Linked DNA regions of Mus musculus: region 2 is linked to region 1. The links are chromatin loops, found by intact Hi-C in ENCODE. Cell type or tissue: left cerebral cortex. All regions are shown on one strand. Each heading gives the region's core, and the rest is flanking DNA. Links, peaks and the distances in the headings are about the cores only.

Region 1 (16,050 bases), core at 5,394-13,393:
AAGGAGTGCACGTTGTGGATTCGAGCTGTGATGGAAGTCAGTGCTCACAAATACTTATAATTATTTTGGTAAGTGCTGTAAAGAATGTAAAAGCACTTTGGGAACATTGGAAGGCAGAAGTGATTATTGCAGTAGAGAAGTTGCCCAAAGGATAAACCACTCAAAACTGAATCCTAAAAGCGAAGCAGTTGCGTTCTAGGAACACCAGCGATCTGCAGTATGTGAGGCTGAAGTAAGTAGATCCCATGTCCAGAGGAATCAAGAGCTGAGCAACAGTCGATTTAAGAAGAGCTCTAACCAAGGAATAGCTTGTAATGGAAGGGGGTAGCTACCTGTTGTGACTTAACCGTGATGGCCATAAGTATCACTGATAGCAATTAAAAAACGTGAATGTCTTCACAGCAACCTACAGCTTGGGAACCGCAAGCTGTTACATTTAAGGTAGATCTTTACCCTTTGGGAGGTCTGGGGGGTTCTGGAGTTCTGAACTGGGGCCACCAGGGTTGCAGGCAAGCATCTTTGCCTACTGACCCATGTGGCCTGCTGTCCCCTCGGTTATTAAACAGCAGATCAGAGTTACAAATCAAGATTTATAAGTTTCCTTATTTTGAGAACAATCTAGAATCAGATTTTGATTTTGACCTAAAACAATACTTACGATTTGATTCTGTTATTGAAATGTTGACTTAAAGAGGAGGTGACCTTAGGTTTGATGTTTAATTGAGTTTGATAAGGGAGAGCTATACTCCATTCTGATCACTTGTTTTAAAGTAGTAAGTTGCATGTGCTTCGTGAGTTGTAAGAGTTAATTCTTACAAGTGTCAGCATGATTAGAATTCTTATTTGAAAGAGCTTTAATAAGTTCCTTAATATCCTCTGCAGAGCCGTATAATTTAGTTTCGGCTAACCCAGTGTTCCTTTTTTACTTTCTTTATCCTAACAAAGGAAACGGGAGGAAAACATAATTTGTTTTGTTTTTTTGTTTTGGTTTTGGTTTTTTTTTTTTTTTTTTTTTTTCCTGTTGCTTAAAAAACCTGACCATTTGCTGGGACATAGAGCTGATGTGGGAAGCAAGTGAGGAGAGCACACATACCCTGTTGCTGTGTTCCCATTCCCATTGCACATGTCTACTTGTCTTCCTTAGGAAATAACAATCACTGCTTAGGAAGCAGTGTGCCTGCTAGTTTTAAAGATGAGCTCCTTTAAAACACAGCTATTAATGCAGTAGCGTTATGTGGTGGGGCAACAAACCACACAACTAATGGCTGTGACTTAATGCCTTTGCTTTGTTAGAGTTGCTCCAGCAGAGGCAGTCTCAACACTGGGACATCAAATTGTAGTAGGTGCCAAATGACAGGAAATGGCTTTCCTTGCTAAATGCAATGTAATAATTCAGCCAGGAATGCTTTTATGTAACTCTGCGGATAAATATGAGACATCTGCTAATAGCTGGTAGTGGTTTTTAGTTTGACTTCCCTGGTATATCAATTAGAATTTACCAAAATATATGTCTCTGTCCTTGAAGCATTTGTATGTTGCTCTGGAACGGAACCAGTTATTTCCTTGGGTTCGAGTACTGGTTATAAAGAGGACTTGTTCTGGGTTCCCAACCTGTGCAGAGTGCTTTTCCTTTACAGCTGTTTGCCATTTACACATGTTTTAAAGAGAAGCTCAGTGTCCTACTGATAAATAATTAAGCTTGTGAATTGATCTTAAGGCTTGGATTCAAAATTCAAAGAGAACTTGATGTCATGGACACACGACTGAAGAGCCACATTCTGTTCAAGAATGCTGCCCTCTTACCCATTCGGATTTCCTAAATGAAGGCCAGTGTCTTAGTCAGGGTTTCTATTCCTGCACAAACATCATGACCAAGAAGCAAGTTGGGGAGGAAAGGGTTTATTCGGCTTACACTTCCATACTGCTGTTCATCACTAAGGAAGTCAGGACTGGAACTCAAGCAGGTCAGGAAGCAGGAGCTGATGCAGAGGCCATGGAGGGATGTTCTTTACTGGTTTGCTTCCCCTGGCTTGCTCAGTCTGCTCTCTTAGAGAACCAAGACTACCAACCCAGAGATGGTCCCACCCACAAGGGGCCTTTCCCCCTTGATCACTAATTGAGAAAATGCCTTACAGTTGGATCTCATGGAGGCATTTCCTCAACTGAAGCTCCTTTCTCTGTGATAACTCCAGCTGTGTCAAGTTGACACACAAAACCAGCCAGTACAGCCAGCATTCATGAGCCACCAGACAATCTATACCCTTCAACTTGTGACAAGTTTAATTCTGTAAAAGTCTCAAAATATCTTTTATTTTCAGAAAATGGGGATAGATGCCTGAGTAATTAAAAAAAGAAAGGAGAGAAAGGAAAAGAGGGAAGGTAGGAGGGAGGGGTGGAAGAAAAGCAAAATCTCAGCTGCTTTATAACATTTTTAAATGAACTATAGCTTCTGGAGAATCCTATATCTCAGATCTATAGAAAAGACAAATGAGATTTCTATTGGAAGTGTAATTTGATCCTTTCATATAATACATATAAATGTATTAGCATCTTCTCTATTATTATACTCCTAAGAGCAAATTGTGCCTCCTTGCCAGTGTGTAAACCTTTGTCTTAAAGAAAGTGCAACACCTAGTGTGCCCAGTGAGGCAAGTGATTCTTTGCCCCCTTATCTGTTCGTCCATCTGTCTATCCAGCCCCATCCATAGATAAATGTGTATATAATAACTACATCTTACTGGTTTTGTCTGGTGTTTTGAGACCGTGCCCCCTTCTGTAGTTCAGGCTGGTACTCACTGTGTAGCCCAGGCTGACCGAGAACTTGCCCTGATCCTCCTGAGTCAGCTTCCTGAGTGTTTATACCCTAGACAGAAGACATATCCCACCATTCCCAGCCTATGTATAATTTAAAGGATTCAAATGAGAATGACATTTAAAAGGCTTAAGGGAGGCTCTCTGTCCATAATTAACATTTGGGCAGGAAAAGATCTGTATAATTATGAAGTTGTTAAAATCTCAAAAAAAAAAAAAAAAAAAAGCTGATGTACTCACTATCCCAATGTACAGAACAAATAAATCTCAGGCAGCCACAAGTAGGAACTGTACAGCTATTCATTCATTTAAATTTGAAAGTCCCCAGCCTCAGCACTTTTGGCATTTTTTCTGCCAATGATTGTATCTTCATTAGAGGATAGAGTTCATAGCAACTGTGGGCTTCTGCTCTAAAACTCAGCAGCATCTGTGCCAAAAGTATTCCAGTGCCAGCTGGGACACCAAAGTGTTTCTAGAAACTGCTAAAAGCTCCCCTCCCTGAACCAAATATCACCAAGATGGGAAATGGTTAGGAGAACAATGGTAAGACTGATACAGAGTATCTGAATGAGTGATGTGTAGGTTTCCACAATGAAAATGTTTCAAGCAATCGCTTGCAAGTAGACACTTAGATACAGCAAAAGCACAGAGACAGGCAAAATAGCTTTCAATGTGAAGCAGTGTGATAGCTTACACAAGGTACAGGGCCATTAGCACAGTGTGAAATAAAATACAGCACACAGCGATTCAAATAAATTTGGTGCCAATGGAAGTTAGCTCAAAATACCGGTGAAGAGACAATTGTGGGAAGTGAGTGACGAACTGAAAATTGTGAGCTAAGCAGTTGACTGGTTTTTTAAAAGTAGTGGCACCAAATGGTCACTTAATAAAGAATTGCCAAGGCAAAGTGTGGCTGGCAAAGTGCCACTCTAAGGGGAGGTCTAAAATCAGAACCATTTTGCTTCAGAGGCCTCAATCTATCAGGACAGATTTCTCATCTTGAAATGTACAGATTGCAAGATATACCTATTTAAACAAACAGTCAAAAAAAAAAAGGGACCAGCATGACCATGAAGAAGTTGAACTGCATATATTTCCATGTATAAATTGGGCAGACACTGGGCAGGCAGTTCACATGGTCCTCAGACCTTGGTCATACTAAAAAGTTCTCTTAAACTGAAATTCTTAGCGTGAACAAAAAGTGGCTGCATATGGCTATGTGGAGAGAGACAAGGTGAGTTGGAAGAAAACTGAGCATGTTCAAATATTGACTGTATTAAACATTGAAGCAAACAAACAAACAGGGCCTTGTTTTAGTGTCTTACTTTGTGATTTCATTGACTAATGCCCACAGCACTTCCAGAACCATGTATGAGCCTAAATGGACACAGTTCTCTGACTTTGTGAGCAATGGATGAAAGCCATTCGGTTGACATGAGAGGATACATGATCTAACCCTGAAACAGAATCATAATATCTGCATGCAGAGCTTTGTTTAGAAGGCCTAATAAGGTGCCTCTGTCTATGCTAGAGTAGTGTAGCAGCTGCCTCCTACGGGGCAAAGGATGAGGGAAGAAGGTAGCCCACACATTTTCTATTCAACTTTGTATATATTTTGCACTGCAGAGAAGAATCACATGACCTTTGCAGGTGATTTCAAGGAGATTTGGTTCTACATGTTTACAATTAAAATTGGTTAAAAAAAAATAGCTTCACTGTCACATTTATCTCATCCTGATGGCTTCTATGATCTGTCCATTAAGAAACTTCTTGGATGCCTAAGGTTTGTTCATGAAGACCAAATTAATTTCAATTTGGAAATTACTAAAGCCATCTTTCACCTGTAGCTAATACTTTCCCAACTTTATTTTAAAGGTTCCCCATTAGGATACAAAGTTCATATTTTGCCCAAGTGGCAGCTGAAAGTATTAAGACTCTTCAGGGCCAGTTGAGAAATGCCTGGGATTTCGAAGCTTTCTTAACACTTCCTGAAAGATATGTATTCCCTATTTTGTTTCTCAAGGACACATGGCTTATCTTCACTTCAGCTGTGTGTGTCAGCTCATTTCCTTTTCCTCCTTGGCTTATTGATAAGGTACATTTTCCATGTCACCAGGCCCAGGCCAATACAATGACATGCTAATCTGAAGCTCTCCTCCTAAGAGATAACCAGTTCTTTCTTGTTCCTCTTGTGCTAATAAGTTGTAGAGACCCTCAGTGGATATCTAAGAGTCTGTGAGGTCATCAAAAGTCTTAAGGAAACTGAGAAGTAATAGAAAGTTGACATGTGAGCTTTACTACATTAGACCACTAAGATTTTGAAGCTGATAAGTCATCCTGCTTGGACCAGTTTTATCGGTGTGTCATACCCTAGTCATTTATAGTATCTGTCACATGTCTTCTGTTTTCCATAGTGTCTAGGATACCTTTGAACAGATTTAATTAATACATGACTCATGATTTAAAACTACCAACTCGTATTTAGAGTTTATTGGGAAAATTCAAGACAGAGCACAGCATAAGAAATGATAAGAGCTGAGAAGGCAGTCTGATTTTTATCGGACCACTTACTGCTAACAGCATTCCCAAGATTTGACGTGGGACACCACCGTGAGTAGTTGCAACCAGATTTTACACTATCACAATCAAGGACCTTCTTGTAGAGAAAAGCTATTCCCTGACATAAGCCAGCAGGGCTCGGAAGACTGCATCAGAGAGGTTGTTCCTATTGAAAGGTGTTACAGAAACAAAACTTTTGGATCACCAGGTGACCTTTGAGGCCATCTATTGATCGTGGTGCCCCTGGTTTATGATGAAGTTGAAATTCAGAGAATCCCTGGTCCAGCACTGAAATCTTTTTACACATATTTTTATCTGCACATGGTTTTAAAAATCAATACCTTAAAATGCAGTTTTCATAAGCTGGGCAATTGGAAAACTGAAATAAGAGGTCCATAGCGAGCTCTTGGTCTCCATGGGCCACATAGTGAGGCCTTGTCCCCAAAACCAACCAAACAGAAAACAAAAAACAAACAAAACCCAAGGATTGTGGGTAGGTGTGTGGTAGAATGCTTACCTACTATGTCCAAGGCTCTGAGTTTGATTCCCAAACAATAAGCCTTCATTGAATATTTGAGTCAAACTCAAGTACCTCAAGTGCATACCAAAACCAAAAGTAGCTATATGTGTCATAAAAAGATCATATTTTATATGTTGGAAAGAACACTGAAGGTTTTTGTTTTGTGGAAGATTGTTCTATGTTGTACAACATTGATATTAGAGTACATGTTTGCCACTCTCTCCTCACAATGCTGCTAAATGCCTACTTTTAAAGAAGTGTGTGTGTGTGTGTGTGTGTGTGTGTGTGTGTGTGTGTGTAAAGGTTACTTTATGAACTAGATCACAAAAGCATCTGGTTTGAAACAATGCCAAAACCCCAGGTTCACAATTGTACTACAGATATGCCCTCCCACTCCCACCACTGAGCCAATATGGTCTCTGTCTTTATTGTTTCCTGTATAGACTCCAATCTAACTCTGCCTAGCCTCCCACTCAAATATAACTCATATAGAAAGAAGACAAAGAACTCAATGGCAAAAAACAAAACAATTCCATTGGGAAAAAAATGGTTGCATTTAGACATTTGTCAAAAGAAGAGGTCAAATCACTTGTTAGCATCTAGAAGAGTGATCAGCTTCTCTAATGCCAGGAAGACACAAATCAAAACCATAGCAAGATGCCACCTCACCCCATTTAGGATGGTCATGGTACAAGGCCAAAATGGCAAGAACGGTAAGAATGTGGAGTGTTGGTGACCATGTAAGTTACTACAGCTAGTGGGGAAAAGGGCTGCAGATGTGTCAAAACTTTGAAAATAGAACTACTATCAGTCACTCAGTGCCATTGCTGGGCACAGAATCAAGGATACAAGACAATGTGTTTAAAGGACATCCGCACTCTTGTTCACAGCATTAGTTAAAACAGCCAAGGATAGAAATGACTACTGTGTTCTTCAGCTGGTGAGTGAAGACAATGAGCTATGCTTACATCATTTTATTCCAATAAAAGAAGAGAATGAGATCCTGTTATTTCCAACAATGTGGGTAGAATTGGAGATCATTATGCTAGGTGGGAAAGGACGAGTATAAAAAGTAAAGCCCATATGATCCCATTTGTGAGGAACCTAAAGGCAAAATTCTTAATGTTTTTACCCCAAAGAAATGATAAGCATTGAGTCATTATATATGTTTAGGCTGACTTGTAAATAACATGCTACATGCATGTATAGAAACATTGCAGGGTGCTGCGTTAATATGTCCAATATCTCTATCTTTATCTAGCCATCAAAACTGTGACTTTGAGAACACAATATTTGATCGTCAGGCATGACTAAAGCCATCCTCTCAAACCGTCTGTTCCCCTTCATCACAAAGAATAATGGAAAGAGAACAATTAGGGACAGAGTTTGTATCTGCTTCTTTTGTGTTCCCCGTGGCTCACCATTTCCATGATCTGCTCACGAGTCCGACACCTCACCACATTCTAAGCTCTGCTCGGACTGAGCCTGAGGATCTAGCACCTAACAGATGTGCATCCGCTCTCATCCACCTGCCAGCTGTTCAGGATGCTTAGGTGCCTTCCATGGACCATCTCACCTGGGCCATCAGTACTCGGAGGGGGGACTCTGATCTCACAAATGATGGACTTAGATTTCATATTCCAAAGCATTTATTTCAGGACAGCTTGTAAGAGGTGGTGAGTGTGATGATCTATGTCCGTAGTGGATTGACTCTAACATCTGATGTGGTCCCAGGAGTCTCAGTCCACCGGGAGCTGTGCTTCCTTTGCCACGTTCTTCTTCTAATTAACCCCTTCTTTTTCTAATACTATAACTATTTCTAATATTATTACTACTGTCTTCTGCTCCCTTGGACTCTGTAGTCAAGATAGGGAATTGAGTTCTTCAACTTATCAGAATCCTTTCTAGTTTCCTCTTAGCCAAAAGAAAGCTACAATGTTGTGTAAACTTTTTCTCTTCTGTTGCGTTTCCCTTCTCCCAACCTAAAGGCAATTCTAGTTAGCATCCAATTTACTCTTCTGTAATCTGACTCAGTGACTTAATAATTCCTCCCTCCAAAAAAAGGATTCTTCCTTCCTCAAAACTTGATTTTTTTTTCATAATTCTAGGGTTAATAATTAACAACTACCTATACTGCTCATAACACCCAGTAAACAGCTTTACCATACTCTGGGTCTTATTAACATAGAAACCATTCCAGTTTAGAGGTCTAGTAATTCCTATTGGCCTTCAAAATATATTACATCCACACAAAACCTGTGGCATGCAGCAGTGATGCTCTTTCAATGTCTATATGTGAAAACCAGGTTAATTTTCTCCCATTCCCTTATTTGTCATGGTATTGAAGACTGAATTTATATATTAAATAGTAGTAAAACATTTTATAGACTATATGTAAATAGACTGAGGTAAGTTATTGTTTATTCTATATTGACCTAATTAATTTGTTTTTAAGGTGCAAACTTTCCTTTTCTCTTCTCTTCTTCTTTTTTTGTTTTTTTATTCTGTTCTTTTCTTTTTTATTTTTTCTTTTGTTTTTTTTTCTTTTCTTTTTTGTCCCTCTTCTCTTCTTCCTCCTTTTCCTTCTCTGTCTCTCTGTCTGTGTCTCTGTCTCTGTCTCTCTCTGTGTCTGTCTCTCTCTGTGTCTGTCTCTGTCTCTCTCTGTGTCTGTGTCTCTCCCTCTCCCTCCCCCTCCTCTCTCTCTGCTCATCTATCCCAAGCTGACTCAAGTTTCTTACTAGCAAGAGATGTCCATTTTCTGAATCTTTTGTAGCTGTGAACCTCTAGGGGGCGCTCTTTCTCACAAAATATTAGAGTGTAATCTCTGAGTCTGGAATGGGTTTACTCTAGGGGTGTGGCCTCAAGGGAGAACATCTGCCTATAAGAAGTTTGGTTAGACCTAAAGTATAGAAACCATCTAGGTATTTGAAGAATGTCCCCGTGAGCTTAAACTAGTCGTTCCTAGAGCTGCCAAAGCAAGAACCTGGAGGTTCTCTTCGGTGGTCCCTCATCCTGCTGAGCCAAAAGTGATGCCCGTGAGAGGGTTGGTATGGAATTAAAAAGCCTGCTGGGTACTCCTTTCTCCTGGGCAAAAGTTAGAACTTCAATACCTACTACAGTCAGTTCATTTGAAGAGCTAGGCATCAGACTATTTGCCTCGGAGAACCACAGAGCGGTAATAACGGCGGAAGGACTCTGTTGGAATGGAGAGGGGACTTTTAGTTACACGGAATGTTTCCTCTTCAGTGGTCCAGACTGTCCGGATGACTCTCTTGTCCTCTTAGGCGAGACCACAATTCCCTGGAGTGATAAGCCTCCCGGTTAGCTCAGAGTCGGCCTTCATCTCTTCCTCGACCTTTAGCATCTATTGACTAGAAGCCATTTGTTATTCTGTATTAGGAAAACGCAGTGACACAGAGGATCAGAGATCAAGTATATTTCTAATTCTGCGGGTCTGGATAGGTAGCCACGTTCCAAGTTGGGATATGGGTGCCAACTGCTGTTCCCATGCACATTAGTAGCCTACCCTTTGCTGGGGCAGAAACTTATAACGCGGCTCGGACAGCCCCCAAGGCCAGAAAAAGCCTTAGTTTAGCTCCGCCCCGCTCGGCCTGGGTGGCAGCGATGGCCCAGGTCCTCCGGCTCTCGGCCCTGTGTGCAGCTGGCACGCGCGTGTCTCCGCGAGTCTGCGCGTGTCTGTCCGTGCGTGAGAGTGAGATGAAGCGGAGTCCTACGCCTGGGTGTTTCCTTCCAAGTGATTTTGATCAGCAATCCATTAGGGGATCATGAAAAAAAAAAAATCTGGCTAAAAGGATGAAAACTGAGTAAGTACACAGAACTTTGAACTTGAAACGGAATGAGACCAAACGCAAGCAAAGCCCTGACAGTAACCACATACAGCCAAACTGCTATCCCCCTTTTTTATGTTAAAAGCCGTGAATGCTAGCAGCAAAGTGGCAATTTAAAACTGAACGAAAGGAAGCAGCAGTTCTACAACATAAAAGGCTGGGAGCGGGATGGCTTTAAAACCGGAGGGAAAATGAGAAACTGCTAGGACAACCTGGCCGGCGCCCAGCTGTGCAACAGGCACTTCGCGTTAAATCGACTGCGTCTTCGGCTGGTTTCTGCCTCCAGACCCGCTTTACGGTGCTTTCTTTTTGCCCCAAAAGAGGAGACAAGCTGAACTCCTGACTTTAAGAATGTTGTGGAAGTAAGGCATTACCGGAAGGAACTCTTGGTAGCTGGGGATGCATTCGGATGATTTCTTATAACTATCTTTATTTTGACATCTTAAAAAAAAATCTGGCCAGTCACTTCTTACTGTCCTTCATTTAAGGGCTATTAACCACCTCTGACCGCTGGGTCCTATGAATCTTTGGCATGAACCTTCGGAAAGTTTTCAAGCGGAGATGGGGCGAACTTGATTGGAATTGTGTAAAAAGAAGACAGATGTGTGTTTTTTTCACACTGACAACGTGGCCAGGGGCCAAGTGATCCTGGACTGGTCATGGTCTGTCGACCCGGGTTCCTTTGTCGCCGGCGATTTTGCCCCCGACCTTTCCTGGTGGGTTTGGTGGTGGCGATCTGTCTCTTTTACCAGACCCTGACACTCCGAGGGACTAAGAAGATTGCAGCGGACGTCTCTGGCACTGTCCCACACACACCCTCTCAAACTCAGGCTAGCAGATGTGAAGAAGGATACCGGCAGGACAAACAATGCTTCCTTCTCTCTGCGAGTACCCAGGAAACCAGGAAGGTAAGTCTGAGTTGAGTTTATCCTGGGCGTCTGTGGTCGGCCTCTCTCTCCTTTCTGCAAAACTAAAATTAACTTCCATGTGGTCCGAATGGGAGCCAGAGTGAAAACAGTGCGGAGTGACCCGGTGACTGGGAGAGGTATTACATAAGCTGCCAAACTTCCTAAACCTACTTAAAGAGTTCTGCCCTTTATCCTTTAGAGGCTACCTTCATTGCAGTGAGGGAAAATCGCTTTTAAGATGTTAGAAGTCTACGAGAGCTGAGGATTTACACATCAGAAACAAAAGTCAGTTTTAAAATCTGAAAGAAAGAAAGAAAGAAAGAAAGAAAGAAAGAAAGAAAGAAAAAAGTCCGTATCTCTTTCTTAAATCCAAGAGAATGAATGATAAGACTCCCAAATTCAAGGATTCCTCCAGAGTTCCATGTCAAGACCTGCTAAGTTGATTCTGAGTTGGTGACTATGTTTCCAAACTAATTATTTCGGAAGAATTTAAAAGAATATAGTATCATATGCTTCTTAAAAATACTTGACATGGGGTTTAATTGTTCATAGAATTAGGAGAACACTGGTCCAGTATTGGGTCCATACCTAGACTCTAAGCACTCAGGAGGCGGAGGCAGTAAAATTATGTCACGCTTCAGTCCAGCCTGCTTCACATGAAGAGTTCTGGGCCTGCCTGTGTCAAGTAGTGAGGCTTTTTCTTTTTAAAGTGTGCATTTATGCTTGGTGTGGTGGACTACCTATAATCCTGCACTAGAAAGGCAGAGAAGGGGGCCAGGGGTTCAAGGCCAGCCTGGCTAACTACATTGTAAGCCCAAGTCCAGCCTGAGCTATATTACACAGTTTCATACAAAATAAAGGAAGGAAGGAAGGAAGGAAGGAAGGAAGGCAAAAGAAAAGAAAAGAAAGAAAAAAGAAAGAAAGAAAGGAAGGAAGGAAGGAAGAAAAGAAAAGAAAAGAAAGAATGAAAGGAAGGAAGAAAGGAAGGAAGGAAGGAAAACAAAGAAAGAAAGCAAAGAGTTGGAAACAGATCATTCTGTATTAATACCGAGGGTATAGTTGCACTATTTTTACTTGTGAAGTATAGGGTACAACACAAATCCAGGGAACATAAAATGTCCATTTTACTACTGCACTCTGTTCATGCCTGCCAGACAAATGCAGGCCCCTCATTGTCAAGTATAAAGAAGAAAACTAAAAGAGGTGAAAAACAAATTATTTGGGAAGTCGTGATGGAAAACCCACCGAACTGGGTGGCAAGATACCTTTGGGACCTGCAGGAGGTGCCTTTTATCTATGTAGACTTGGGGGGAGTTTCTGAGCCTGCTTAATAGTACTTGGAGCAGAATTTTATCTTGGGTGGCAGCATGGTTGCTGTTGTCAGTACTGACACCTCGGGGGACACTGTGGTGTTTTTCAGGCTCATAGCTCAGGTAGATAGGTAAGTAGGTAGGAAGCGAGTAGGGTTTCTCTTAAACTCAAGTTGGCTGTCACTGAAGGATGCTCAAGTGATCCACATGGCTAGCAGGATGCCCTGTTGCATCCCAGAGAAATCAGGCTGCTTGGTTTCTACCACAATATATGCTCTAAAGAAAAAACGAACTCGACCATTGGCCTAATCATTTCTGAAGCCACAACTTGAAGAACCCCCACCAAGTCACTGTAGATTAAGATGGTGAGCATTTGAAGACCGCCACGGAAGAGCGTTCACTTGTTAGCAAAACTATGAAGATTGTGTTGACTCATGGACAGAGGACGATGACAGATGACAAGGGCAGGGCCATCTTTAAAGGAGGCTTCAACTCACGGTGTGAGTCAATCTCTAGATGCTATGAAGTCACGGAAGAGTCTACTTTTGGTTAATTTATGAGACTATAACTTTTCTTTTTGTTATTTTTCTTGAACGCTTTGAATTTATGACAGATGTCACTGAATTTCAAAGCTGCTTTTCCTTCATTTTAAAGCCACCTTTTGGCGGTTTGTAATAGCGATGTCCTTGAGAAGTAGGTGGGGTACATCTTTCTTTAAATGCTTCAATGTTTCCTAGGAAATGTAGATGGAAACGCTTTATTACTTAACTTTTAGCTTCCTTTACTTCCTTACTAGGCATTTCCTGAGTCCTGCCTCGTTTGTGACTTACGCATATGTTAACTGTTATTTGTAGACCGGCACAGAAAATTCCACTTCAGCTTCAGAAAGCCTGCTTCTTGGAAAACATCTGAAACTTATTGGCTGCTGGTGTTAAAAAAAAAAAAGAAAAAAATTCACTCTAGAATTTTCTTCAACCAAAAGAATGCCAAACACCAAACACATGATGGTTTTGGCTTCCAAGTGATTCAGAGTCTTAAATGTTAAAAACACAAGCAAGATTCTAAATCAAAATGATAGTTCAGTCACTACAAAAATGGTGTTTCCAAATATTTGCTCTATACCTCTGGTTTTAATGTATGCAACCCACTGCCAGCAGGTAGAAAGATGTTGTCATGCAGGCTTTATTCAAAATCAGAAACAAACAAATCCTACAGACCAATACCTCCCCAAAGGAATCAAGTGATAATTATCTGCAATTATTAAATACTCTTTCAGATATCTAACATGGAGAGACAAATCAATATATTATGAATGTTATATAGATAATTTAAAAAATAAAAAAAGTCACTAATGAAATAACCAGCAAGACACTGCCTAGGTGGTTGTTTCTCAAGACCTACAAGTGGCGTTTAGATAGGATATCTTATAGATTTGTTTTTATCTGTGCATTTTGAAATTTGTAATTTCTCTTACTCAGAGAACAAACTACTCAACTTAGCAGAATCCCTCATCTTTACTCTCCTTTACAATAAACTCTCTTAAAAGATGCTTAAAACCACTGGACTTGCTTATTCACATTTCAAAGAAAAAGTGTGTGTGGTTATTTAAAAGATCTCTAAACATCAGAAATCTCATGCAAATACTTGTGTGTAGGTGTGTCTACAGATCTCTGTGGGAAAATAATGGATTTTGATCAGATATTCAGAACTGAAAACACGCCAAGACCACTGGAAGTGCTTAACCAGCTGCATGCCTCAATGTTTAACTAACTGTGTATATAAATTTGTCTGGATTTCTGTGTGTATAAATTTGAGTATATAATTTTGGTCTGCATAAGTAAACCTAAAATGAAAAACCAAATTTAATTAAGTGTCCCAATGAGAATGTTAAAACAAACAAACAAAAAAACTGACTTCGTGTGGAAACAGAGATGTCTTTGGGGTAAACATTGAGAGTGGCAGATAACAGAATATTTCTCTAATCACAGCTGTCGGTTGTTGATGAAGCAGCAGCAAGGGTTTCCTGGCCTTTGGGGCTGCAATTCCTTCTTAGAGGAGACCCTTTATACTCTATCCACCCAGTAACACAGGCTCCTGTAGACAGAAATATTTGAAGACAGTAACTTTGCCTTCCACACCTTTCCCACTGAGACTTGATTCAGCATTAAAACCGTTCCCACTGCCAGTGAGATCACAGGACTCCCTCTGCCAACTTTCCACGCGGAATCACGCTCCCTCTTTCTGGCCAAATCTAATTCCTTTTTCCATTTGTCCTTTCCAATGTGCCTTGCTAAGCAGATGTAATATTGTCATTTCTTCTGAATTTTTCTCTCCGCACTGGATGTTTGAATATTATTTAATAATCTGCTATGACTTAAACCTATTCCGATTTAAATATAAAATAGTTATGTTGTCTTCACTGAGGTAGGTTCCTTTGTAAATCTATTTTCATGGAAGCTGATGCCTTGGCATTGCATAACACCAAAAACATTAAATTATAAACAGACACAATGAGTAATATCTCCTTAGCCCATGCTCCTCTATTGGAAACACAGCTATTTGGGGACTGTGTTTAGACTCATGAGAGCCATGTGTTTCTGATTATCTCCTGTTGGAACTACACAATGAGAACTACTATTCCTTGGACTGCTGATGGACTGTTTGCTGTTCAAATCTTTCTCATTCTCCCCTTGGTTTCAAGGACTGGTCTGTGCAACTTTTACTATCCCCAGGATCCAACACATCCCAACGTAAACAAGCAAATGTCCTCATTAAACATATTCCAACCGTTTTGTTCGTATGTGTAAAAATAATCGACATACTTAGCATTTGAAGACGTTTTGATGTTTGCTTGTTTAGTCCAAGTTTTGGAGCATCAGGAAGTTAGACAAACTCTTAGGTGCTGACAATCTCAGGAATACCAAAGTGGAGACAAAAAAAAAGGAGAAAGAGGGATGGGTAGAAAAGTCTGTGGCACTTTCTGGGGTCACATCCAGAGAAGCTGTCTTCAGCTACTAAATCTCAGACATTAGAGGTCAGAGGAGACCCTGATTTCATCTTCTTCTGTCTTTCATTGGTTGGTATCTATCCAAAGATACTAGATTCTCAGGACAACCATTAGTGGTAGTCAGGACCTATATAGGTATCATTTTGCCAGTACAAAATCATTTGAAATGGCCCCTTCTTTTGAATAAATAATGTGAGTGGCAGTAAGAATGCTCGTGTTCTCTCTCTCTCTCTCTCTCTCTCTCTCTCTCTCTCTCTCTCTCTCTCTCTCTCTCTCTCTCCCACAGTGTGTGTGAGGGAGAAGGTGTGTGGGGGTAGGGGTGGGTGTGTCAGGGGGTGGGTACAGGGAAAACAGATAGCCACAGTAATGGTGTGAGAGGCATCCATGAGCAGGCAGATGAAGCCCAGAAATCTAATGACAATTGTTACAGCAGGGGTAGTCATTTCACTGTCTAAACACCTAGTGAACACATCTCCATGGCTCTACCTCTCAGCAATTGATTTTGCTTTCTTTAATTTAAAAAAATTGCAATTGTCTCTTGGAGAACCCCTACTCTTTTTTGTTTGTTTGTTTTGTTTTGTTTTTGTTTTTCGAGACAGGGTTTCTATATATAGCCCTGGCTGTCCTGGAACTCACTTTGTAGACCAGGCTGGCCTCGAACTCAGAAATCCGCCTGCCTCTGCCTCCCAAGTGTGCTGGGATTAAAGGCGTGTGCCACCACACCAGGCGAACCCCTACTCTTTGACTGGAAAAAAAAATCTCTCCCTTTCTCTTTTTCTTTCTCTCCTTGATCCCTTTGAAACATTCATCCATTTTATTCAATGTATAAATATTTATTGATACTAGCAGGGCAATGAGTATGACACGGGTGACAGAGAAATAGAAGCCATTGTGAGACGGGGTAAGTAGAGTGCCAGAAAACTGATAAATTCTATTCTTTAGAAGAAATGAGAGAAGGCAAGAAGGAACTGGAGAAGATCATTTTTAAAGGTGCAGCAAACATAAAAACATACATATGCATATGAAAGACACTAAATAGATTAATAGACTCTTATGGCACATGTTCTAGTGTGACCATGAGCACATA
Region 2 (16,050 bases), core at 2,588-10,587, 110 kb after region 1:
TTTTTGCTAAGGTGTCTGTGCTTCGTGTGTTCTCTACGTTCTTCTCTTTGCTCCCTTCTGTGGATTTATGTATTCTGGTTGGGATAGTATTAGGGAAAGACCAGTTTGTGTGAGGAGAGGTGAGGAGGGAAAATACCAAGCCCTAAAGAACCCCTTTGATTCTCTGTGATGATGTGACGCCAGTCCTTTGCCAGTTCTGAATTTTATCACCCCCGCCAAATTCTTAGATTCAGGAAAGCCCTGACAGGAAGCACACTGTGACTGTCATTATGTAATCCAAGATTGTGAAATTGTTGTTTGGAATGAGAATGACCCCTGTCTCAGTTAGAGCTTTACTGCTGTGAACAGATACCATGACCAAGGCAACTCTTATATTCAATTAGAACAACATTCAATTAGGACTGGCTTACAGGATCAGCAGTTCAGTCCATTATCATCAAGAAAGGAACGTGGCAGCATCCAGGCAGGCATGGTGCAGGAGGAGCTGAGAGTTCTATGTCTTCATCTGAAGGCTGCTAGAAGAGTATTGACTTCCGGGCAGCTAGGATGAGGGTCTTAAAGCCCACACCCACAGTGACACACCTACTCCAGCAAGGCCACACCTTCTAATAGTGCCACTCCCCAGGCTGAGCATATACAAACCATCCCAGCCTCCATTGGCTCATGTGTTTGAATGCTTGGTCTCCAGTTCGTAGACCTCTTGTCAGTTTCTTTCTGCTCTTCGGATTTATCTTTTAAAAGAAGACCTTGCTGATGATTACCCCTAAGATACCGTTATCTGCTCTGAAGTGGAGATGGAAAGCTTCCTGGGCTCACATGCAGGAGGTGATTGTTTCCTTATTAGGTCAACCTTGTGCTTGACAGTACAGAGTTCAGAAAACAAGGGCGGGTGTTTATTTACCCTTCAACTGAAGTACTTAGGCTTCCCAACAAAAGGTCATACTCATCTGACCGATTGGTTTTTTTATTCTGTAAAATACTATTTCCTCCTGGTATTTTAAGATGTGTAAAAATACACAGAAGTCTCTTCATGCCAGTGTGGAGAACAAATGTAAGCAAACTCACCAAAGACTAACCATGTTATATCAGCATGCTGATATACTCTGTCCTTAAGTTTCATAAGATGTGTGTGTGTGTGTGTGTGTGTATGTGTGTGTGTGTGTACATGTGCATGCACCCAGGCTCATATAACGAATCCTATATTCAGAGGCAGAATTATTTAGTTAGATGAGCAGTGATTTATTCCCTATTCAGTGAGGTAAGCCCACTAAACTGGTTACCAATGGTAGTGTATAGGACATCCTGGCAGCTAACCTAAATACAAAAGCGGTAAGAGATAAGACTGAGAGCTCATTTATTTCCAGTTAGGCCTGCTGCTGAGATGCCTTATCTGTGAACGCTCCAGGAGCAGATGAAAAAAATATCAAGACATGCGAACTTGAGAAATAATAAAACGTAGTAACTGAACTTTTAAAAGTCACTTTAGGATGAAAATATTTAAAAATTTAAGTGAAGTGTTAAGTAATTCAGAGGATGCTCACCCCCAAAAGGGGTAGAAAGGAAAGGGGGCGCAGAAAAATGGCAAATGCAGCATTCGCTCACGGTGTCCTCTCATGTGAATTTAAACAATCAGATATGTCTCTGTTGTGGCATTATTATTTTTTGAATAGCTTCAACATTATGCAATATTTTATTCAAAATTATCTTGTTCCCTTCCTTCAAAGCTTCCAGGGACTTGAGTGGAGTCTTTCACGAACTTTCTAACTGTTACTTTTAGTTAGATGCATCCACGACTGTCTTCACACACAAATCACACAGATGAACTGTGAGAAATGTCATAAATTTAGACTTGGTTCTTAGAGTAAAAAGTCATGAGTTATCCCTTTATTCACTGTAAATCACAAAATCAGGAGTCACTCAGCAGAGAGAAATCTCTGATGTCTGTAACTTTTTTATGAGGCTGGAAGATTCTCTACACTTGTGATTGTAGTTGGCGGTTTTGATGAAAACGTAATGTAAGGTGATTTGTGCCTCAGGCAGGAAGCTTGTCAGAGTCTTATTTTTGTCCAGTTGAAGCATAACCTACATGAAATCACTGATCAGCTATCATATATTTGATACCAGATATAAATTTATTTGACATATGGGATGTCAAGTATGAATTTATAAGGAGATAGCCCTCGCATATAACCATCTTCTGATCCATTCATCTTTGTGGAACTGAATTAAAGTTTATTTAGAATTTTTGGATTGTGTGAAGAAACTGCTTGAGTCTACTTTACTCCTGACTGCTCTAAGGCCAGCCACTCTGCTTTGCTGAGGTATAAATTGTATGGGCAAAGGACACATGGGTGGTAATTCACTTTCCAGTAAATGCAATAGATTGCTGCCATCCCCCAGATTATGAGGCACTTTGATTGAAAAGGTGAATATCTGAGGGATATGGACATTTCTCAAGTGGGAGGAGTCATCAATGGGAAGCAAAGGTAAAGCAAGCAACTATGACAACTCACTGGCTCGCAATCGCTGCCCTCCACCTTGGGGGGACTTTTTGTCCATGTCTTGTACCTGCAGATCCCTTGACTACCAGCGAACTCTGCAAAGTGTGTAAGGAGGAGAGCCCAGAACTTAGCAAAGATGCAGAGACGCCTTACTTCTTTTTCCATTTGGAAATAGGACACAATTACTGGATTGGGGTTAGCCTCATGTATGCAGGGGCTTTGATAATGCCAGGTGAGACAGCTAATGTAATCCCGGAGTGAAAAGGAGTAATGTCTTTGGAAATAGTAATAAAGCTACACTATGGTTTCAATCATAACAAGTGTTCTTCTCTGGTATTCATTTTTATGTCTGAGACTGCAGGCTGTGGAGCAGACCTTGTAAAAGGCTTTCACTGGGCACCTGGCCCTTTAGCGGGCCTGAGAGATTTATGTCATCAGTAGGAAGAATGTGAATAAAAGTCTGCTCCCAAGAGTTTGTAAAATGAGTTGATGTATTACTTAGCCAATACGTGCTTGCGTTCACTTTAAAATGCATTATGTGTTCGTGCTAAGTCTGGTTTTCTATAAGTGAAAATCATAGATAATTATCAAATAGGAATGATGCTCAAGAAGAAAATAACTAACAACCATGAAAAACTTATCTAATCATCTCACAATAGTGTTATTATTATTACTTCAAATGAGTGTTTGCTGTAGAAAAGACTAATTGGTTTACAACTGCACATGATTTTAAAGCGCATGAATTCAAAATAATTGATGCTCTTGATGGTAATTTTATTTTCTCAAAAGCATTTTGCCCATTAATTCATTTCCAACCTCATTCCACAAAAGATTTGTCAGATAATTTTGAAGGCTCATTAATTCTTAAGATTGATCTTAAATTATTCTCCTGAATAGAAAGAAAATGATGCATTAGCCATGGCTTGTTTTGTTTTTGTTTTTTTTTTTTCAGTCAAATGTGGCAACTTTATCATACAACCCTCAACTTTAGGAAGTCAGGCCCTGAATCTATATCTGAGAAACCCACACAATGGTCCATGGACTCTCAAAGAGTGTTATTATGGGTAGCACTATCGTTTGAATTAATGGTACCTGTTGATAGTGTGGTGGCCTGAAGGACAGGGCCCTCATCTGCTCAGGCATTTGAATACTTGGTCCTTAATTGGTGGTGCTGTTTGGATAGATTTAAGAGGTGTGGCTCTGCTGGATGAAGCAGGCCGCTGTGGGATTGGGTTGGGGCGAGGTACGGGATGCTGGAATTTGAAGTTTCAGAAAGCCATGGACCATTCCCAGTTCACTCTCTGCTTCCTGTTTGTGGTTGAAGACAGCAGCTCTCAGCTTGCTGCTCTATCCGGAGTGAGCCTTTGCCATTGCATTTCCCAACCATTATGGCGATGGACTCATCACCTCTGGAGCCGTAAACCCAAATAAATCCCTCCTTCTATAAGTTACCTTGGTCGAGGTGTTTTATTGCAGCAATAGAAAAGTAAACTCACAAGTGATGCTAACATCAGAACATCTGATTTGAGAGAACATGAATTAAAAGTTGACTATCACAAAAAAAAACCAATGTGATTAATTTATAGGCATTTTATTAATTTCCACTTCTTATCTGTTCAGAATGAATGTCATCAACTGACAGATATAATGAACTGATAATATTTTAGTGTGCTTTCCATTACTGTTAACACTGCAGACTGGGTAAGTTATAAAATTAATTATGGCTCAGAGACCTAGACCAAGATTGAGGAATTACCTTTGGGATAATCTTCTTGCTGGATGTCCTAAGATACAGAACACATGGTTAGAGCCTGTGTGTGTGTGTGTGTGTGTGTGTGTGTGTGTGTGTGTGTGTGTGTGTGTACCATATGTACACATTGCTCATAGAGGCCAGAAGAGAGGATTGGACCACCTGAAACTGGAGCTACAGATGGTTGTGAGTCAGTATATTGGTGTTGGAACCTGAACTTGGCTCTCTGCAAGAGCAACAAGTACTCTTAACCATGGTGAGCCCTCTGCAGCCTAGTCAGTCCTGTTTAAGCAAGTTATCCACAAACAAGCATAGGGCCCCTACACTATGACTGTCTCTAATCCTGACTGCATCCCTATGCCCTGCCTCTTAAACATAGTGGAATTCTTCTCCAGGCAAATAAACCAATACTGGCTTCCAATGTTATATTATATTATATTATATTATATTATATTATATTATATTATACGCTATAGTGAAACTATAACAGGTATATGTGCCTTTAGTGTTTGGTGTGAAGGTTAAATGCATACATAATGTAGAATAGTGACAACAGAAATGTAAACCCATGAGTCCCAGCCCTAATTAATAAATTTGCGAATTATTTGTTGCTAGCAAATATCACTTCCTTTAATGCTAGAGAGTCAGTGATTTATGAAAATATGGAAGTGAATTAACACACAAGGGTTCAGTGTGAAGTCAGGTGAGATAAAACTCCTTCAGGGCATTTAGGAGATGGGAAAGGCACTCTCTTGTAGTACGTTGGATGTATGTGGCCTCATGCCTGCACAACTGCTCTGCTCTCTTATTCTATACCAAGCCTAAGCTAATGTGGTCGCAGGGTGAGAGAAAGACCCAGGAGAAGGGACAAATAGCAAGTGTTGCTCCCCCGTACTGGAGCCTGTGGACTTCCCAGAGGCTCTGGGCAACTCTCCCCTTCTTAACATAAAAACGGCATTCTGATTTCTGTTGTGCCTAAGTGGCCATATTTCTATATGAGATAAACCAGCCTTGTCATCAGAGAAGAGGCCTAATCTAAACAGAGTTCTGCAGCATTCTAGGCCCTCATAAAGGTAAACACTGTTTTAATTTCCGAAAAATCTTATAATGCCTTTAATAGTTATCTTAAATTTATTTTAAACAACATTTTATGAACAACATAAAAAATGTGAAAAGTGCACACACATGTATGTGAATAGCATATTATGTTTAAAGAATAAAAATGACCATATTTTGCAAACAGTCTGAGGGTTTCCAAAAATCAGTTTTAAAACTTTGTTTTGCTCTTTGAGTTGGGGTCTTATCGGTAGCTGTCTGGCCTGGAATTGAGGCATGTTTTCTACATCGTCTTCCCAGTTTGGGAGTTGCAGGCAGGTGTGAGCCACTATACTAGGATCAAAATCTATCTTCTTGCTCTTTAAATGTGCAGTGCATTGTGGGGTGTCTGTAGCCAGGATACTGTGTCACAGCTCACCCAAGATTCCTGCTGCTTCCTAGAACTTAGTGCCTTGGTTGACCTCTCGTCATCCCTTCCCTGCTCTTTCCAGTCTCCAAACATTTAAAAAACAGAACTGGCTAGTCCAGAAAGATGCTCAGAGCTGGAACAGCTGCAATTCTTTCTTCGCTTCCCTCCTTTGAGTAAGAATCACTAAGGCGATTTTCCAGTGGTGACACAGCCAGGAACTGGGCAAAGCTGCCTGCAGACTTCCTGAGCGTTCCCACTTCTATGTTGCCACCTGGAACGTTTAGACATATAATTTTATAAATATCCATCCCTACACTTTGACAACCAGGCTGACCTCAGCCTTCTATTGTTGTACTAATTTTAAATAGCATTTGCTGATGGGAAATAGATGGAGACATTAAAAAAAAATCAGATAGTGTCAGTAAAGAAGCAAATGAAAAAGACAAAAAGATAAATTTACTTGGTTGAATAGGCTTGAAATCCCTAAGAAAAGAGATTTTTAATTATTCTTCACTTAAATAGCAAGCAAACCTTTAGTACATGATTAGACTCAGCTTTGGAATAGGAATGCCACCCATCAAACTTTGTAAAAGATTCAGTCTTAGGAAAAACATTTTCTTTTCCTTTACAAAGTGATAGGTAAATACAAAGTAACACAGAAAACAATGCAAGTCCACCCTACCCAGTTGCTTTAGTTCTTAATTGTTACAAAATCATACATACATAAACAAAATATGTTTCCACTAGTACATTTGAAGCTTGGTACATGTTTGCCTTTTAAAAACTTTTCTATTAACAATTTCCTTTATTTTCTAATAGGTTTCAGAGGCTGTAACAAATCCTAAATATAAAATACCTCCAAATGTGCCAAGTAGGGAAAACGGCTTTGCCTGCTCAAAGAAGCCAGACTACTGTTCCCTTCAAGAGAATATCTGACTTGCATTTGTCTTGTATGATTTATGCATTGTAAGCTTAAAATGAAATACAGCCATTTCCCTTCCATATATTAAAATGTGGTTTCACATTTGGAAGATACAGTTATCTTTTGTCACCAAGGAAACTGGCATAGATACAGGTTGCAAAGAAAATTACTATATTGCCCCCAAGCGGTCTCTTCTGGTGCTGCATAAATAGTCTGAGCTGTTTAATAAAGAAAGAATAAAAGTCCCCAATACTTAGGCAGTGAAATTTGGCCTTTTTTTCCCCATTATGTCTTACATATTTATTGTAAAGGTGTTATTCCATAATTGTCTGCAGTTATTGCAGTAGGATGGCCATATTGTTATCCATGAATGCTGGATGATGCTAATTCGTCAGTGCAATTTAAGTTGCCTGGGCCACAAAATTATTGGGGATGGTTTCAGAATGTGTCAATCATTGGAAATTCTTTTCCCATTTAAGAATGTTTTGTAGCACACAAGCTTTCAGAAATTGCTATAGAGCCAGTAATGGCTTTTAGTCTGAACATGTGAGACTGCTACTTCTATTCTTTTGCGCTACATTTTGGTTTTAGGCGAAATCATTGATTCTGCTAACCTGAATTCCATTATTGGCTTATTGAAATGAGCTAATACTGTGTTGCAGAACTAAGTGTGTCTTTTTTGTTTCTCTTAGCACTCAAGGCAGAGCTGGGCTATCTCTCAGGTACGCATGGTCAGAGCTACATTCTATACCAATGACAACACAAAGGCATACTTACTTGTTTTGCTCCTTGACGTTTGATGGGCATCATCTTGTGAAAGAAGCCACCTTGACAGGCATGCCTCCCTAGCCCTCTGTGTTACACAATGGTTCTTTCTTCCTTCCCTCCCTCCTTCCTTCCTTCCTTCCTTCCTTCCTTCCTTCCCCCCCCCTCTCTGTCTATCTATTTATCTATCCTCAAAGTCCGTGCAGTCAGTTCTTATGAACTCTGTGAAACAAGCCCTTAAATTTGGAAAAAGAGACTACAAGCAGAAGGAATTCCTGGTACCCTTGCCACGTGAACCCATTTGCAGCATGCTCCCTTCTGCTCAGCTTCCTGACACCTGGTGTCTCGTGCTCCAGCATCCAGCAGTACCAGGCACTGGAGCCTGCCTCCTTTCTGAAGGTCTACTCCAAGCTGATGCTTTTATAGAAATTGCTATTACCACAGCTCCTACTAGAATCTTTTCCCAGGTAGATTTGGAGGGTGTGAAAGGTGAATGAGGTCCTCCCGGTGTTTGGTTGCCTGGTTCGTCGCCAGGATGATTTTTGTATTCAAGCCACAGAGCCAGTCATTATCTAAACTCAGAAGTCACAAAAGAAAAACATTACGCTAGAGAAACACATTTCATCTTACTTTGCTGTAAAGGTAAAAAGAAATGTGATTTAAAATATGAATAGGCCAGTGATGACTCCTTTCAGACTGAATAATAAACAAATATTTGATTGCAGTCTTACCCAAAGAGAGAGAAAAATGTACCACTAGTCTGAAAGCTGTAAGATTGGATATGCAGGATAGAAAAAAAAATTCTAAAGCTCTCTTTGTACAGAACTTGGAAGGGATGTAAGGTAGAAAACTAGCTTTATGATCAGTATGGCCATAGTTAAGTGTCTCAGCCTCAACTAACAGATTAAAGATGCATGAAATAATAAGTGTTCATATCGGTGAAGTGAATCATTAAAAATAAATCCCCTTTTAGATCCCTATTGGGATTTTACACATGATGCTAGGCTACAGTGACTTAGTACAGAATTTCTGCTCTTTGTTAAGTTTATTCTTGTACATATGTAAAAATACTTATATTTAAACAAATAAATGTAATTACAGAGTTTTTGATAGCACTAAGAATGAAACAGACATATAAGGAGTACATAGTAATTGTGTTATTCAGTATATGAGAGGTAAAAATAGATCTTCCTAAACAGCATCTAGACTGTTGAAACCAAGTGTCTTTTGAGATTTGTGATAAAGCATTCCCAGCAAAGTGGCAATCCAAGGTGTCTAGATAGGAGAGACTTTGCATATTCTCAGAACACCGCAAACACTAAGTGTGCACATGGATGCGTCAGAGAAAAGAATCGAGTCACACAGGTCTCATAGTCAAGGGACATGGCCAGCCCCTCCCCCACTCTGGGAGATGGCAGTGCCCAGGGGCTGCACCGTTTATACCCACACTGCTGCTGTGCGCAGAGCAGACTAGGCAGGATGTTGTAGAGGCAGAGAAACCTTCTACAGGCCAGTGTGATGAGATGATGGGAGCTCAGAGCAAGTGGATGAGATGGTGGTCTAATGGAGGGAGGGGGAAACAAGTTAGCCAGGTGTAGTAGCACATGTCTTTGATAGTGTCACACTCTGGAGGCAGAGGTAGATGGATCTCTGTGGGATCTCCGAGAGTTTAAGGCCAGTCTGGTCCACCAAGCAAGTTCTAAGACAGCCAGGGAAACTCTATCTGGATGAAGAGGAGAGAAGAAAAGAGAAGGGGAGGGGAGGGGAGGGGAGGGGAGGGGAGGGGAGGGGAGGGGAGGGGAGGGGAGGGGAGGGGAGGGGAGAGGAGAGGAGAGGAGAGGAGAGGAGAGGAGAGGAGAGGAGAGGAGAGGAGAGGAGAGGAGAGGAGAGGAGAGGAGAGGAGAGGAGAGAAGAGAAGAGAGAAGAGAATTGGTGTTAGAATTAGAAAGAGAACAGACAGAAGAGGACATGATCTACATCATTTAAGCTATGATGGCATTTCCTGAGATACCAGACTAAAGAGGCATCAGATGGGATGAAGGAGTGGTTGTTCCATTACCTTGCTCTCAAGATGTCTTCTTTCTCTCTTATGGTCCCCTTTCTAGGCAGTACATATGCCACACTCCCAAACACACAGTGAAATCTAGAGATGGAGAGAATCTATTGACCAATGTGTCAATATCTTCTATGGTATATTCTGTGCCTGAGATTCTCTCTTCCATCTCTTGTATTCTGTTGGTGATGCTTGCATCTCTAGTGTCTGGCCTCTTTCCTAGGTTTTCCAACTCTAGGGTTACCTCCATTTGTGATTTCTTTATTGATTCTATCTCCATTTTTAGGTCTTGACTGTTATGTTCAATCCCTTCACCTGTTTGATTGTATTTTTCCATATAACTTTAAAAGATTCATTTGTTTCTTCTTTGAGGGCTTCTACCTCAAAGGTAGAGGGTTTGCCTGTCTTTCCCTGAATTTCTTTAAGGGAGTTCTTTACATCCTCCTTAAAGGCCTCTAGCATCTTCATGAGATGGGATTTTAGGTCAGAATCTTGCTCTCCAGGTGTGTTATGGTATTCAGGGCTTCCTATGGTAGAAGAACTGGGTTCTGATGACGCCAAATTACATTGGCTTTTGTTGCTTATACTCTTGCACTTTGCCTTTTGGTTATCTCTGGTGTTAACTGGGCGTGTCTCAGACTGGAGCATGCCTGACCTGGGTTAGAATTGGCTTCCTGGGTGTCAAGCAATGCTGTCCCTGGTTAGAGAAATCCTCCTGTGTCCCTGGTTAGGGCAGGTCTTCTATGTCCCTGGTTAGAGCAGACCTTCTGTATCCCTGTGCCCTTGTGTTCCTGGTTATGGCAGACCTCCTGAGAGACAGGTAGGCTGTGGGGTGGGGGTAGGGGCAGGGGCAGGTCTGATGATCTTGGGTTCAGGTGGAGGTGCAGACCGGAAGGAGGATGATATTCATGCAGAGCAGGATGGATCCCAGGTCCGCTGGTCTCTGTGGGGGCCCCAGCTGGTGTGGGTATTGAGGTGGGGGCCCCTCCAGTGTTCCTGATTATGGCAGATCCCCTGGGAGACAGGTAGGCTATTGGGTCTTGAGGTGAGCAAGAGAATCTAGGGGAAATATACAGCTTTTGTCTTTTTAAATTTGGCTTATGCTTCTTACTAGAATGATTTCCAATTCTGTTCATTTCTCTGAAAGTATTATGTTTTAATTTTTCTTCACACCTGAAAACAGTCTATTGCGTACTTGTAACGTATTCCTTTTCCACTTGTCCGTTGGTAGTCATCTAGGCTGGTTATGTTTCTGAGTTATTGTGGGTAGGGCACTTGTAAACATGAATGCTGCTATATCTCTGCCATGGAAAGGGAGAACATTGAGAAGAGGAAGGGAAGCAGGGGAGGTGGGGTAGACAGATCAAGAGGTCCAAGGGAGATAACGAGGGAAGAGAACAAAGAAGGAGAAAGTATTTACAAACTTGGCTAAATAGAACTCACTACTTTGTTATGCTAGCTTAAAATTTTAGTAAAACAAATAAAGAAACATTGTGGGGAAGTGTGAATGGCAAGGTGGGAGGTGGAAGCTGACTCACCACACAACCAGCTTTCTCTCACAAACATTCGCTACTTCTCTTGACTGCGGCTTGGCCACTGGTCTCTGGGGAGAGCTGCTGGTTGCCCAGCCAGATGGTGTAGCCTGGCCTCACTCACAGATCTGGCTATTTGCAGGGTGTCAAGGTCATGAGGGTAACTTGGTTCTGTGTCTCCCATCAACCATCAGGATAGTCAGGGTGTTTAGATTTAGTAGCAGTGCACTGACAGCTTCTTAAGAATAGCTGGAGAATAGCCCTTCAAAATCAAGCTCTTTGTAAGATTTTGGTTTTGATAGCAGGTTGAATATTTACTATGTCCCTACATACACAATCTCCAAAGATATATCCATGCTTCAACCCTAAAGTCTATGAATTTGAAAAAGTATCTTGGGAGATGTACTAAGTTAATTTCTTCATTATTGTTCTATTTCTGTGAAGGGACACTATGACCAAGGTAATTCATAAAGAAAAGCTTTAATGGCGGGGGGGGGGGCGGGGGGTTTGATCTGAGTGAGTCCCTGACCATCATGCTGGGATATGTGGTGCTGTAGCTGTAGCTGTAGCTGAGAGCTTACATTTTAACTACAGGTAGGGCTGAGGGGAGGACAGGCATGGGATTTTAAGGCCTCAGCACCAGTGGCACACCTTCAGCACGGCCACATCTCTAAATCCTTTCCAAAACAGTTTCACCAACTAGGGACCAAGAATTCAAATCTATGCGCCTATGGCGGCCATTCTCATCCAAGCCACCACAGTTAAGACAATCCTGGGTTTGATAGCTGGCTCCAGACCCCATGACAGATGACCTCACAGGACAAAGTCAGAAGAGGTGACTGCTACAGAAGAGGAAGAGACAGAGAGGGAGAAAAAGTCATAAAAACTGCATAGGAGATTAGACCTTTGTCCTTCACGGAATGTCAACAACTACCAGAGGCTGGCAGGGGAGAGCAGTACATTGTTGTCTCCTGGAGCCTTAGCAGGAAACATGGCCCCCAGGAGACCCTGATTTCAGGTTTGTAGCTTCAAGAACCTTAAGAGACATGGCATTTTTTTTTAATGCCGTGTCACCAGACTGTAAGTAATCTGTTATGGAAGTCATAGTAAGTGAGGAGTTTTTTGTGTTTTCCCATTAGGGCATTTGATCATCAGGCTTGGCTAAAACACAAATGTGAGAATAAGGAAACATCTAAATTAGATGCAAGAGACCATGAGACAATAGGGAAAAGGTATTCTGTCTGATGACTTCACTATTAGATAAGGTTGTTCATCTAATGGCTGTATACCTTCACCATGTGAGCAACAGAAGAAAAAAAAAACAATTTTCTTATAAGCATCGGTGAGCAAGGAACACACCTATCAAGTTCTTCAGGCTTGCATGAGATATTTATATTTGATCATGAAGCCAAAAGCAACTCAAAGGAAAGCACTATTGATTCTTTCCATAAACCACCCACGGTTAATCCCGCATACTAATTTTCCAGAATCATTCAAAGAATGGCTAATATGTTCTGGCACCGTGGAAAAAGAATCATAAAAGAAATGATATCTGCAGAGGCAGGAAAAAAATACATATTTATAAATAACTGCAGTACGGGACAGAATGCCATTGACAACTCAAGAATTTCTGACACAGGAAAGAGTGTCAGGGAGGTGTTCAGCCTGGGCAAAACTGGGTAGACTTCAGAGTGGGTGACATCTCAGCTCCATTGGAAGAATGTCGGGGGGGGGGCGTTCTTCCATGGTGGGAGGGAAAGCCTACCCACAGGCATCCAGCATCCAGGGCATGGGTTTGGGGCGGTTCTTGTTCCCAGCCCCCAACCCCTTGCCACTCCTCAAGTTCCATGAGGTAAGCACATTCACTCCAGCATTGTCTTCCAGTTATGGTACACTTCTAACCAGATATCATGAGCCAGTCTCTCTTCCTTTTTTTTTTTTTTTAAATTAAGTATTTTATCTATCTGCATTTCAAATGTCCTTCCCAGCAGTCTTTCCTCCTTAAAGGTAATTTTCTCATGTATTTTGTTTCAGCAGTAGAAAGCTAAGGAAGGAAATGGGGAGACGGCTCAGAGGGAGAGCAGAAAAAAAAAAAAAAAAAAAAAAAAAACGGAAACCCAAAAACCTTGACCCTTGAGGAATGTAATATTCTAAAACAGTTGTCACTTCATAGTGGGCTGAATCTGTTCGCTTAAATTGCTCCATCCAGAACGTTTGACACACCTGGGAGGAGGCGTGTTGTTTATACCTTCTCCAAGGGTGAGGAGAGGAAGATACATGATCCAGTGGAGAGGAGCCAGCTAATAAATGTCAGTTAGGATTAGGGCTCCGATCCCCAGCGTATAGAATGTCTTAATTACCCCTTGGCAGCTGGAGGTCCTGAGCCAGCTTTCAGAGCCAGAGGCAAGCATGCCTGGCTCACGTTTGTTCCTCACACAAGTTGCACGCTCACCAAGTCAATATGGCAAAGCTGATTTTAAACATTTCAGTAAAGTAAGTGCCCCTGTAGCAGCTCTCTCTGAGACCTTCTTTTCAAATGTTCTATGTTGTTGCTCTAACTACAGTGAAATGGGGTCACACAAGAAAAGTTTAGTTAAGTCACAAGACTTACAATTGTAAATAGTGCAACCATATGTGAATAGAAGGCCTTGGCTTTCTGTCTCAAGATTGGCAATGGAATATCCCCTTAGACTTCATGGATTTAAAAAATGTTTAAAATTTTTAACTATTACTATTTTGTTTTCACATAAAAAAAGCACTATGGGGTACCAAGGGTGAAAGGCTGTACTGCAACCACTGAGGACTCCTGTCTTCTATGAACTGAAGAAAGATGTGGTTTAAGTTCATCTTCATAGATATGATTCAGTAGCAATGGGGAAGACAATATATATTGTCAAAGAGTAGAAGTCAGTCCTCAGCTACCACTGTATAGCATTGCGTTTGCCAGATACAAAACTGTCAACTTTAAAATTATGACTGATGCTCACTTAAAATAGCATGTGCACAATACTGAATTTTGCTTATGTGAGAGAGCTGTAACTGGCTGAAGAGATGCCTATGAAAATATCAGATGATTGTCAAAAAGCTAATGTGGATTTAACACTCTAACACGGTAGCACTGAAGTTTGGACTAACTGCTGTATCATTTTCTTTGCTGTACCAGTAGGAAGCATTCTTTTTAAAATTTTCTGATTTTAAATGGTGTGCATGTGTGTGTTTGTGCACTCAAGTGTGCGCGCACAGGATCATGCATGTCCAGGCGGATACACAAGTATCAGATGTGGGGCTACCGATGGTTGTGAGCTACATGGCAGGCTGAGAACTGAACTTGGGCCCTCGGCAAAAGCAGCATCCTCCCTTAGCCACGCAGACATCTTTTCAGCCCACAGAGCCCATCATAGTTTTTTATAATGAATATATTTTCCTTCCTTCTGTGCTTGACCATGAGACTTGATAAGATCTAAACTAGATCATCTGCATTAAATGCCTAAAATATATGGAAGATAGTTTCCCTTTGACTTCTTTACACTCTATAGACACATGGGATGGGAATGTTGGGTATAGCTGTGGCCTGTGCACTTATTTGTGCGCATCTGCATAAATGCACGTGGGAACTCACGTGTGCACATGTATCAGAGGTCTTCCTTCATTGATTCTCCAGCTTAGTTTTTTTTCCCATTTTTATTAGGTATTTAGCTCATTTACATTTCCAATGCTATACCAAAAGTCCCCCATACCCACCCCCCCACTCCCCTACCCACCCACTCCCCCTTTTTGGCCCTGGCGTTCCCCTGTACTGGGGCATATAAAGTTTGCAAGTCCAATGGGCCTCTCTTTGCAGTGATGGCCGACTAGGCCATCTTTTGATACATATGCAGCTAGAGTCAAGAGCTCGGGGGTACTGCTTAGTTCATATTGTTTTTCCACCTATAGGGTTGCAGTTCCCTTTAGTTCCTTGGGTACTTTCTCTAGTTCCTCCATTGGGGGCCCTGTGGTCCATTCAATAGCTGACTGTGAGCATCCACTTCTGTGTTTGCTAGGCCCTGGCATAGTCTCACAAGAGACAGCTATATCTGGGTCCTTTCAGCAAAATCTTGCTAGTGTATGCAATGGTGTCAGTGTTTGGAAGCTGATCATGGGATGGATCTCTGGATATGGCAATCACTAGATGGTCCATCCTTTTGTCACACTTCCAAATTTTGTCTCTGTAACTCCTTCCATGGGTGTTTTGTTTCCTATTCTAAGAAGGGGCAAAGTGTCCACACTTTGGTCTTTGTTCTCTTGAGTTTAATGTGTTTAGCAAATTGTATCTTATATCTTGGGTATCCTAAGTTTCTGGGCTATATCCACTTATCAGTGAGTACGTATTGTGAGAGTTCCTTTGTGATTGGGTTACCTCACTCAGGATGATGCCAGGTCCATCCATTTGCCTAGGAATTTCATAAATTCATTCTTTTTAATAGCTGAGTAGTACTTCATTGTGTAAATTTACCACATTTTCTGTATCCATTCCTCTGTTGAGGGGCATCTGGGTTCTTTCCAGCTTCTGGCTATTATAAATAAGGCTGCTATGAACATAGTGGAGCATGTGTCCTTCTTACCGGTTGGGGCATCTTCTGGATACCCAGAAGAGGTATTGCTGGATCTTCCGGTAGTACTATGTCCAATTTTCTGAGGAACCGCCAGACTGGTTTCCAGAGTGGTTGTACAAGCTTGCAATCCCACCAACAATGGAGGAGCGTTCCTCTTTCTCCACATCCACGCCAGCATCTGCTGTCACCTGAATTTTTGATCTTAGCCATTCTGACTGGTGTGAGGTGGAATCTCAGGGTTGTTTTGATTTGCATTTCCCTGATGATTAAGGATGTTGAACATTTTTTCAGGTGCTTCTCTGCCATTCGGTATTCCTCAGGTGAGAATTCTTTGTTCAGTTCTGAGCCCCATTTTTTAATGGGGTTATTTGATTTTCTGAAGTCCACTTTCTTGAGTTCTTTATATATGTTGGATATTAGTCCCCTATCTGATTTAGGATAGGTAAAGATCCTTTCCCAATCTGTTGGTG

The links. Peaks named below come from ENCODE experiments on the same cell type or tissue, not always from the same donor. Only the 100,000 strongest peaks of a DNase experiment are listed, where the experiment ranks them.
Region 2: it touches region 1 in a loop (2.7-fold over the local background); 6 of 42 quality-filtered maps call a loop at or near these places.

What each region holds. Positions count from the first base shown.
Region 1 is chr6:21,976,414-21,992,463 of GRCm38, forward strand. It overlaps Cped1 (cadherin-like and PC-esterase domain containing 1), which reads left to right and starts at 9,497. Exons shown (of 22, transcript NM_001081351.1): 1 at 9,497-10,646. The coding sequence starts at 10,398. In left cerebral cortex, for the core only: a CTCF peak has its summit at 8,686 (motif pointing right); DNase peaks (open chromatin) are centred at 8,698, 9,504 and 10,018; H3K4me3 peaks cover 1,927 bases.
Region 2 is chr6:22,091,113-22,107,162 of GRCm38, forward strand. All of the region lies in intron 6 of Cped1 (cadherin-like and PC-esterase domain containing 1), which reads left to right. Among named protein-coding and RNA genes, the nearest start is that of Cped1, 110 kb to the left of the region's middle. In left cerebral cortex, for the core only: a CTCF peak has its summit at 6,829; DNase peaks (open chromatin) are centred at 5,764, 6,807 and 7,795.